Regions from separate parts of the Homo sapiens genome. Here region 1 is linked to region 2. The links are chromatin contacts, found by Hi-C or POLR2A ChIA-PET in ENCODE. All regions are on one chromosome and are shown on one strand. The core of a region is the stretch at or near the end of the contact, and the rest is flanking DNA. Distances in the headings are between cores, read along the strand shown. Region 1 has its middle 37 kb from the start of CCDC182. Region 2 holds the start of CCDC182 (coiled-coil domain containing 182).

Region 1 (5,846 bases), core at 1,057-3,556, 37 kb before region 2:
AGATGGCTGTGGCTGGGACTGGGGGTAGCAGTGGAGATTTCAAGAAGTGGGCAGATTCTAGACACATCTTGAAGGTCAAACTGATTGAATTTGCTGATGGATTGGTGGAAGGTGTGAAAGAGAGACACATAAGGATGAGCACGCTGTTTGACCTGAGCAACCAGAACTGTGAAGTTACCCATATTAGGATGGGAAAGATTTCTCAGGAGAAACCAGTGAAGAAAAAAAACGATGGGAAAGGCAGGGAGGAGAGAGGAATCAAGAGCTCTGTTTGGACATGTTAAGTTAGATGTCGATGGGGCACCGAAGTGCAGATGGTGAAGAGGCTGCGGGATATGCAAATGTGGAGTTCAGGAGAGGTGCTCAGCTAGAGATATGCATGTGGACAGCGTCGTTGTGCAGCAGTTAAGGCATAAGGCTGAGAGGACGCACAGATACAGCAGAGGCTGGACACCGAGCCAGAGTGTCCTGATGTTTGGGGGTTGAGAAGAGGAGCTTCCAGTCAAAGGTGACAGAGAAGGACTGGCCAGAGAGGTAGGAGGAGAACCAGGGGTGAGTCGAAGGAAGAAGTGCTTCAAGGATCAGGAAGGAGCTGCCCATCAACTACGTCAGTGTCGCTGATGGGTGGAGGGGAGAGGCCTGAGAATGAGCCACGGGATGAACGGTGTGGGTCATGGTGTTTTTGACAAGGGCAGGGAAGGTGAAGTGGGCACAGACAGTTGATTAAGTGGGTTCAAGAGCTAACAGGACAGGAAGGGAGTCACTGAGCGTGTTTCAAGAAATTTGGCCCTCTAGGGGAGGAAAGACATCCGGTGTAAGGGGCTAGCTGGAGGGAGATAGGGTGCAAGGAGTTTTTTTGTTTGTTTGCTTTCTTATATGGGAGATGTTTCAGCATGTTTGTAGTTAATAGATATCCAGTGAAGAGGGAAGATTTGAGAATGCAGGGCTGAGCTGCCCTAAACATAACTTTCCTCCCTTTTCTTTATTGTACAGCTTAGAGCATTGATCAATGTGTTCAGTAATTGTTTGTGGTTGATGTTTCTGTGAATATCTCTGGCATTTATTTCCCCTTTAGGCAAAGTTGCATGTCCCTCAAATGTGCCCATGCGACCAGATCAGATCCATTTAATGATGAAAATGCTTTGAAAAAACAAATCCCCTGACTTTTGTCTACCAGACCCTCTCAGTTGTTCTATCACTTAGTTGTAGAGGTGTCAGCTGAATCAATAATAATAAGCTACTATTATTGAAACCTTAGGATGTGCTTTACATGAATTATCTCTGTAAAACATCACTGTGATGCAGGTACAATTGATGATCTCAATTTAATGAAGAAACAGAAGCTTCAGAGGTTAAACCATATGTCCATAGCGGGGCAGGCGGTGCATGGTAGAGCCAGGTTCCCAACCAGCCCCCGTTGACCTAACCAGGACGCCCTAGAGAACTGCCCCCAACCCAGAGGGGCTGCGGCAGACCTTGGCCACTGCAGGCAGACTTCAGTACCGAGAGACTGCATCCTCTTCCCGCCCGTCTGGGCGACCCGCTGTGCCAGGAAGCAGCTCCGCCCCCTCCCCGACCTGGCTGTGCGACACCACCCGGGCTCGGGCAGCAGGGGGCGCTCTGCTGTCACGAGAGGCGGACCCAACGCGCCGAGAGCCTGGCTCCCGGACTGCGACGACTCCCTCCCCCGCCACCCACACCCCCAGGCTCTCCCCTTCCTCATTCTGCATCAGAGTTTGCTGCTGCTGCTGCTGCTAGCAAAGCTATCTCTATGGAGATTTGTGAAAAACCTCTGCTCTGGTGAAAGGGTCGTGGGGTAGGGGCGGGGTAGAGGTGGGGGGTGGTGGCCCATGGTTTCAGGGTGTTGGTGTTAAAATAGTGGGGACCCGGTGGGGACAGCAGGCTAAGGCCCTCGGCTATGCCCTGGGTCTGGCAGGTGGTAGGTGTCTCGCTCAGCTCCTGGAACGGGTAGATCCGCTGCGGGGCAGGCACTCAAACATCGCTTTGTTTCCTAAGTTCTTTCTGAGCAAGCTTCTTTCTAAGATCCCAAGCACTAGAACCGCTGAAATACAAATTCCTAGTTGGGAAAATCAGATTCCCGTATCTGCAGGGATGCAACAAAGAAGGGCAGCAGTGTCCTGTGGCTTTGAAGTGCATGTCACATGAAACAGGGCGAGGAGGGAAGCAGGTGGCATTAATCCTTCCCCGCCCTCCTCCGCCCCTTCTGCGAGGACACCACTGGCCATTTGCTGCCCTGGTAGCGGGGGAGGCACAGCTGGCCAGGGAGGCCCCAAATCAAAAGGAAGCCATGTGGGCTGGGCGCGGTGGCTCAGGCCTGTAATCCCAGCACTTTGGGAGGCCGAGGTGGGTGGATCACGAGGTCAGGAGTTTGAGACCAACCTGGCCAACATGGTGAAACCCCGTCTCTACTAAAAATATAAAAGTTAGCAGGGCAGGGTGGTGCGTGCCTGTAATCCCAGCTACTCGGGAGACTGAGGCAGGAGAATCACTTGAATCCAGGAGGCGGAGGTTGCAGTGAGCCAAGATCACACCGCTGCACTCCAGCCTGGGCGACTCCATCTCAGAAAAAAAAAGGAAGCCATGTGGTGGGTGCCTGAGCCTGGCGCCACCACAGCTGCTGGCTGCATGTGACAGCTCCAGTCCTGACCAGAGGGCCTCAAGTCGCATGGGAAGGAGGGGGTGGGGACACAGCTGCTCCCACCCGGAGCATGGCCCTCCTTAGCCCAAGCTGGGACCCACAAGCCCAGACCCAGAAGCAGAGATGTGAGGGAGGAGGAGCCGGATGTTTCCTCTTTCCAAAAGATTCCAGAATTGGCTTGGCTGCGTGGCCCCTTGCCCCTGCTGACAGCCCCCACACTTCCTGATTAAGTCTGGCTTCCCCAGGTGGCTGCTGCCCAGGACTCCCAGATGCAGCTGTGGGTGGCAGGAAGCAACCAGTGTCCTGGCATCACCCCAGACACAAACCTGGTCCCTGATTTGACAGCATCGCGTTGCCCTCCACCCACTGATGTGGTTAGAGCCACACATTGAGGGGCACAGAAAGCCCCCTCCTGCTGTGAGTTCTTTGCATTTTGCCTTTCCCTCTTGGAAGCAGCCAGTCCCAGAGCTGTCCTGATCTGTTTAGAACTACAGCTATTCCACCCTGCGCCTGCCAAGTGTAGCTGTACTTCCTGTGGACTAGATCTAAACAAACACAAAAATTCAAAGTGCGACAAGTATCAATCTCCTATCGAATGCGAAAAGTAAAGGAAGCACCTCACCCTCAAGGGACTTGTAATCTAGTTGAAGAGACGAGATCCAAATACGTGGGGAGTTCAGTATCTGGGAACAGTGAACATATCAGTTTCGACTACAGAAGAAGAGATGTCACAGGTCCCTTTGTGATTAATTATCAAGTGAGTGGTTCTGACAGTGATTGCTCCCCTTGTCTAGGGGAGAGAGGGCGTGCTTCAGGCTTTTGTGGTCAGGAACACTGGACTGGGGCAGGGGGCAGGGATGGTGCTGATGGGATGGAGGCCTGGGTTTGAGTTGCTTCTTGAAGGCTGAATGCATCAGAGCCTATAAATAGAACTCATGATTCTTTTTGCTTTGGAAAACATACAGACTAACCATCCTTTCTAGATTAGTGCCTGATTCCAGTTTACTGCCCTCCCGTCATCAGGGTGCTCAGAAAATGTAATTTGATAAGTAAAAATGCCTTTTATGAGAACCTATAATGTGCCAATTATTGCACAGTGTACATTACAAAAATTATTTCTGGTATTTTTTAGCAACACTTATTGGATGGCCATCCCCTACCCTAACCTACAAATGAATCAAATGGGGCTCAGAGAATGTAGGTATCTTTCCTGAGGTCACACATCCAGGTCAGGCATGGCGAAGCTAGAATTCAAGGCCTGTTCTTTCATACCCCAAAGCCGAGGGGCTGAGATTTGCAGAAGGGTCTGTAGCTGTTTTCCAAAGGGTTTCCCATATAGATGCCAAATTTCCCGCCTTCAAGCAGACCTCATCTCTTGGAGCCTTCCTAACATACTGCATGGATTGAGGACCCAGCTTTGATATTATTTCTTGTCTTTTTTTTAGGATAAGGGAAGAGAAGCCCAAACAAATAGGGTTGCTGCAGATTTCAGAATTGAACTGAAGGTCTGAACCAGAGGAAAATTTTCAGGAGGCAGGGATCCCAGTGACTCAAAAGTCCCTTGAGAGAAAATGGATGCCCCCCTCCCCCGTTCAGCTTTTTATTTATTTATTTATTTTGACAGAGTCTCACAAGGCTGGAGTACAGTGGCACTATCTTGGTTCACTGCAACATCTGCCTTCCGGGTTCAAGTGATTCTCCTGCCTCAACATCCCGAGTAGCTGGAATTACAGGTGCCCACCACCACACCCAGCTAATTTTTGCATTTTTAGTATTTTTAGTAGAGGCAGGGTTTCACCATATTGGCCAGGCTGGTCTCAAACTCCTGACCTCAAGTGATCTGCCCACCTCAGCCCCCCAAAGTGCTGGGATTACAGGCATAAGTCACCGAGCCTGGACCCTGTTCATCCTTGACCCTCTCTCCTCTCCCTCTCTCTTGAAGAGCTGGACCCCTGCTCCTGGAAGAAGCTGAAACCTCACTCTGTGGAGTGGGGAGAGGCTGGCCCTTTAAGCCCCTACCCACCAGGCTCTCAGCAGTGGAGGATGGAGCACGGTGAAGGAGCATGCGGTGGGGCTGTGTCCACAGAGCATGCTTCTGGCCTGTCAGTTTGGTGGAATGGAGTGTAAATCTCTCCTTTCCCTCTATTTGCTTTCCTGACCCTATAGAAATGAGGTGATTAACACCCACCTTCTCTTTTCTGTTTTCACGGAATCTCTGATCAACTTGGCACCTGTCTTAGTCTGTTTGGGCTGCTATACCTTAGATTGGGTGGTTTATAAACAACAGAAATTTATTTCTCACAGTTCTGGAGGCCGGGAAGTTCAAGGTCAAGGCCCTGGCAGATTTGGTGCCTCATGAAGGTCTGCTTCCTGGTTGAGAGATGGCTATGTTCTCACTGAGTCCTCATGTGGAGAAAAGATGATGGAACTCTCTGGGGCCTCTTTTCTAAGGGCACTAATCCCATTCATGAGAGCTCTACCCTCATGACCTCAGCACCTCCCAAATGCCCCACCTCCTGCTACCATCACACTGGAGGTTAGGATTTCAACATAGGAACGTTCAGTTCATGACAGCACTCTTTGAAAACCCCTAGAATTCAAGATGATATGCAGGTTCCCCCTCATGAAAATAAAACCAAGATGTTCTAGAACAAAAAATATATATGAATATAACAAAGAAAAACATAAATCATACACTCCTCTGAAGATAACTTTTGTGACATTTGGGTATCCTCTGGTTGTAATATTTCTTTTTAATACAACTCTGATGAAACTACATATGATTTTGTATCCTATTTATTCACTTAGCATTTCCCCAAATTATTTATAAATTCTTTGTGAACATCATTTTAGTCACTATATATCATATGGAAGTATCATAATTTCTTTTTATTTTATTTCATTTTTTGAGATAGGGTCTCACTCTGTTGCCCATGCTGGAGTGCAGTGGGGCAAACTCGGCTCACTATAATCTCCACCTCCTGGGCTCAATCATCCTCCCACCTCAGCCTCCTGAGTAGCTCATGCTGGAGTGCAGTGGGGCAAACTCAGCTCATTACAATCTCCACCTCCTGGGCTCAATCATCCTCCTATCTCAACCTCCTGAGTGACTGGGACTTACAGGCATGTGCTACCATGCCCGGCTGATGCCCGGTTGATTTTTTTTTTTTTTTTTTGTAGAGATGGA
Region 2 (5,018 bases), core at 2,366-4,865:
GGGAGCCCCACCCCTCTAGTCAGTGATGTAGTTAGAAGGGGCCCAAGGATGTGGTTCTAACTCACGGGATGTGAGGAGCTTCTAGCTTCTGAGCATTTTCCTCACTTTAAAGAAGGTACATGAAGAAGGGGTGCCTCTGTGTCATGTCCCTTTTCCCAATCCCCAAAAGGACCAAGGCTTATTTCATTTGCAGAGACAGATGAAGGCATAGGATGGGGTGGGGTCCTGGGGAAACCATCTGGCTTTTGCTGGCAAGCCATGGGCAGGGTCCCGCAGGAATGGTGCTCAGACCCAGTGATGCCCAACCTGGGGAACTATTAGAACATGCCCACTACTGACTCCCATCCCATTCAGGTTTACTCTGATTCTCAAGGGTGGTACTGGGATCTCTGTGGGGCTGAGGTGCCCCTCTTGTCCCCCCAACATCCTGAGACATGAGGAGGCTGTAATCACTGAAATAGGCCAGGTACAGAGAAACCCATCTGACAGTGGGTTCAAGGCCTGGAGATGTTAGAACTCCTTTTTCTTGAGACCTTTAAGGGGACAAAGTGATTGGCTTTCTTAGTTTCCTCGTATATATGGAAGGAAATTTTGTGAGAAAGGCATAGTCCTTGATTATGAAATTTCTAGGAGGATAACATTCAGGAGAACATGCACATTAAGTTGCCCTGCTGAGGATGCTGCCCTGAAGGCTTGGGAGGCCACCAAGCCTGGGGTCTTCTGCTGACAGCATTCACTTGCTTCTAGTCTCTGCTGTGCTCTTGTGGAAATACCGTCCTCCCCTCTGGTTCTGAGAAGCAAACTTCAACGTCATTAAAAAGCACCATGGAAATGGAAAAAGTGCTATTCCATGTGACTTTTACTACTTTTCTTTTGCAGATCTGGTTATGACTTCCACCATTCCCCGTGGGAGGCACAGACAAAGACTCAGAAAATAAGAGAAAGAGAGAGAGAGAAAGAAAGAGAGAGAGAGAGAAACAGAAAAGCACTCAGAGAATGTTAGAGACTGCCTTTTTGCTGATTCAAAAAATATTTATTGAGAATCTATTATGTGTCCAACATGCACACACTCCCTTAATTAAATATACCACAAGACCACATGCTGTTTTTATCAGCTCCTCAATCCCCATCTAGCTCTTAGGTAGTGGAATCAAGAAGTTGCTGTTTTTGCTAAGACCAGTAGGTGTCATCATGTCAGCGGGAAAGCCAGGGTGCCCGGGATTTGATAGCCACCTGTAAAAATAAGTTCCATTTCATCTAGTTCTCTGAGTGCCAGTATGTGCAGGGCACCAGGCAGGATGCTTGAAGGTACACAGGGTGAGAAATCCATGATCCCTGGCCTCATGGAGTTCACTGTGCCATCAGGGACCTGGAAGGACAAAGTCCTAAGTCACGAGAAGAGGGAGATTTTAAGTGCCTCAGGAGAGGTTTAATTGAAGGACTGTGTGGATTCTTCAAACATCAGAGACGTCAGAACAGCTGAATCCTGCCTTCTCACATTATGGTGGAAGGAATAGGTTCCGAGAGGGAAGGTGATTGACCTAGGGTCACACAGCAATTCCAGTCTCCAGATCTCCTGACTCCTGGAAAAATGCTTTTTCCACCATTCTGTCTCAATAATCAAAGTTGCTTTTTTCATCTTGCCATTTAAAATTTCACCTTATTGCTTGACACTTTATTATGCTAAAAACCCCACAAAATCCCCCAGAAAATGCCACCTTAGTTTAGCCATGAACCTCCCTGCAAAATGCCCTCTCTGATGCCTACTACAAGGCACCCTAGATAGGTTAATCTGCATCTCGGAGGAGGCAGCTGCCCTCATCACGGTCCCTGTGGTGCGAGAGTCAGCTTGCAGAGGCTCATGAGAGCTGATTTTGTGCATCTCTTCCCAGTGACATCATGTTGGTAGCTTGAAACTGGCCACGGTGGGAGTATTTACACCATGGAAATTGGCAACAGCTATCAAAATAATTCGGAGTTTTATTCACTTTTCCCCATAGAACTGCACACCACTGAATTAGTATTCCTACTTATAAAAAAGATTGAGGCTCAGGGAGATGGGGTAATCTGCCAAAGATAGGTAGATTATAAGTAGAGCTGGGACTCTAACCCAGGTGGTTTGATGCTAGAGTGCTTGGCAATGGTAGATTGAACAGGACTTAGAGCCACTTTGACATGGAAGGGTCTAGGTTGATCCTAAGTTTCTTAGTCTATTGTGTGCTGCTATAGTAAAATACCCGATGCTGGGTAATTTATAAAGAACAGAAATGTATTTCCTTACAGTTCTGGAGGCTAGGAAGTCCAAAATCAAAATGCTGGCATCTGGCAAGGGCCTTCTTGCTGTGTCATTCCACAGCAGAAGACATCACATAGTAGAAGGGCAAAGAGAGGGTGAGAGAGAGACATAAAGGGGCTGAACTTATCCACTTATAAGGAACCTGCTCCCAAGATAACAGTGTTAATCCATTTATCTCTTAAAGGGTAGCCTAATCATCTGTTAAAGGTCCTTCCTCATAATCCTGTTACAATGGTAATTAAATTGCAACATGAGTTTGGGAGGGGACAAATATTAGCATCACAGCACCAGTTGTCTCATGAGGGCTCTGGTGTGTGTGCTGTTCTGGGTTGCTCTCATTAATCTGACAGCAACACTGGAACAGGAACTGGTTTGGGTAAAGAGATCACCAATTCAGCTTTGGATGGCTTGAATTGGAGGCCCATTGTGGGGGAGACGTTTAGATTTGGAGACCAGGAGAGAAGTCTAGGCAAGAGACTGAGATGTGCAAGATGAAGGTTTGTTCCTGACTAAACCAAATGTAGATTAGCTAGAAGTATTTTCCTTTGTTCTAATTATCAGGTAAAAAGTACAAGATTTACCTTTCTATGTGTTGTTTCTCATATTTGTTAACATTCAGGTATGTTGGAAGACCATGCACTCACTTGTTCCCTGATCCTAGTGTGTAGTGAGCACTTAGTATTTATTGAATAAATATGACTAACCCATTTTTACCTTGCACCTGCTGAATCAGCCATTGCTGTGGACCATACATCAAAATCTAAGTACATTTTTCGCAATTTCTAAGATTTTATAGAATTCTGACATCATTATAGGAGTATGGACTTGGAATAAGAGATTACTTTTTAGCATTTTAGAGCTACAAGTGGGATTAGGTATCATCTCTTACAATGTCTTTGTTTTACTAGTGAGGTACTAAAGCCCAGAGACCAGTCCAAGACCATGCAGGTCCCTTGCCAGTGTGGGAGACCACCCAGTCCTGGCAGCCAGTGAGCCTGGCCTGGCCTGCCTTGCTCTGGCCAGTTTACTTCCCTGCTCTGGGACTTGGTTTGTTCCTTAGGTTAAAGAAGAACTTGAGTTCTGGTTCTAGAAGGGTGATGAGTTAAGGATCCACATCTCAGGAGGGCGACTTGGTCAGATAAACAGACAAAGCTCTAGGTAACCAACCAAGGAAGCTACAATATGCAAATGAATGGATTGTGGCTTTCTTTCTGGTTGGCTGAAGGGGCCCTGATGTCACAATTCTAGGGTTTCTCCACTCCGAATGATCGTGTCTCTAGCCAAAAATATTTATTGACCTGGTTGGTCTCTTGGCTTCCTCTCTTTGTCCAACGTAGAAGAGACAATGGAACCCCTCTACCAGGCTGGGTCCATTCTCATGACGGTGAATACCCTACAGGGGAAAAAAATGATAGAGAGTGGCCTCCAGTCTGGAGACTTTTCCCTGTCCCAGTCATGGCCCTCCTGCCTCCCACCACCCGCTGACTTGGAGATCCTGCAGCAGAAGGTGGCCGGGGTGCAACGGGAACTGGAGGACTTTAAGAAAGAGGCATTGAAGTCCATTCATTACCTTGAAGACGCCTTCTGCGAGATGAATGGAGCCCTGGTGCAACAGGAGGAGCAGGCGGCTCGCGTGAGGCAGCGGCTAAGGGAGGAGGAGGACCGTGGCATCGTGCGCAACAAGGTTCTCACCTTCCTGTTGCCGCGCGAGAAACAGCTCCGGGAGCACTGCAAGCGGCTGGAGGACCTGCTGCTGGACAGGGGACGTGACGCCCTGCGTGCCACCAAGAAGAGCCAGGCTGACTGAACCTCGTGGGTGGCACTAGCCAAGCACCAAGTTGAAGATTTTTTTTAACGGAAGGAGAAACCCCAAGTCCCTACCCCCTTGCTTTCCCTTCCTCATTTCCATTGCTTTCCTTCTGCCTAAATAACACCTTGCTGAGAGGCAAAAAGACTTCAATATTTTTTTTGGTGAAATTCCATTTATCCAGCATTCTAAAGGAAGGAGGCACCCCAGTACTGAGTCAGGCCCCTGTAACTTTCACTTGAACTGTTTTCCTGTTTGTAATGGTACTATTGCTCAATGTATACCTCTTTATTTGTATAGTATATTCTTAAACTGATTGTGTTGAACATTCACCTTTTTTTTTTTGAATGATTTGAGGCTTTCATGATTTGAGACTTAACACCTGGTCAACTGATACCACATCACGTAACACATGATCTCCCCAGAGGGGTCGGACTGCTTGCCCGTGCACTAACACTACCCCAGATTGCTCTGTTTTTAGTATTCTAACCCTTGTCTGTATGGTCTTTCTGTCTGCCTCTACTCTTAGACTGTCACATCTCACTTTTCTTTGCTGCCTCTTTCTACCTCTACTTCCTTTCCATTTAGACTGCAGACTGGCCAATCGGAATGACAGAGCTTATTGGGACTGTGTGGGTGGAACTCGCTGAGCTTTAGCAACCGATAATGCAACACCTCTGAGATGGCACTAGGAAGTGGGGAAACTGATTTCTGTGTTCGATCCATGGAGCAGGAATTATTGTCACAGTGCCTGGCCATTTATCAGGCAACACACACATACCATCCCACTTACTTCCATAGGCACCTTGGAGGTGAGTGTTGATTTTCCATGGTTCACACTGGGAGACTGGCCGCAGGAAGGCAAGTCCAGTACCCAAGGTCTGCACACTAGTAAGTGGCAGGGCCATGGTTTAA

Evidence for each region. Hi-C counts contacts between places; a loop is a spot of excess contacts on that map. ChIA-PET counts read pairs that join two places held with the same protein, here RNA polymerase II (POLR2A). Pooled maps may share reads with other maps.
Region 1: a loop to region 2 is called in a map of heart right ventricle, with 2.0 times the contacts of the local background. The contact joins the enhancer-like site here to the promoter of CCDC182 in region 2. A Hi-C loop is called at or near these places in 2 of 168 maps with a recorded cell type or tissue (endothelial cell of umbilical vein and heart right ventricle), 1 of 37 single-sample maps with no recorded cell type and 8 of 50 pooled maps. POLR2A ChIA-PET finds 5 or more read pairs at or near these places in 6 of 52 experiments (A673, CD8-positive, alpha-beta T cell, Panc1 and 3 more).

Annotation. Positions count from the first base shown.
Region 1 is chr17:57,779,216-57,785,061 of GRCh38, reverse strand. No RefSeq gene overlaps it. Among named protein-coding and RNA genes, the nearest start is that of CCDC182, 37 kb to the right of the region's middle. RefSeq lists a silencer at 1,502-1,681. Within about 2 kb of position 2,306, at least 6 of the 41 ENCODE cell types and tissues checked have a DNase peak (open chromatin) inside an H3K27ac peak, as active enhancers do; they include A673 and heart right ventricle, where a contact is called at or near this core.
Region 2 is chr17:57,743,896-57,748,913 of GRCh38, reverse strand. It overlaps CCDC182 (coiled-coil domain containing 182), which reads left to right and starts at 3,615. Exons shown (of 1, transcript NM_001282544.2): 1 at 3,615-4,419. The coding sequence starts at 3,642. The coding sequence ends at 4,103.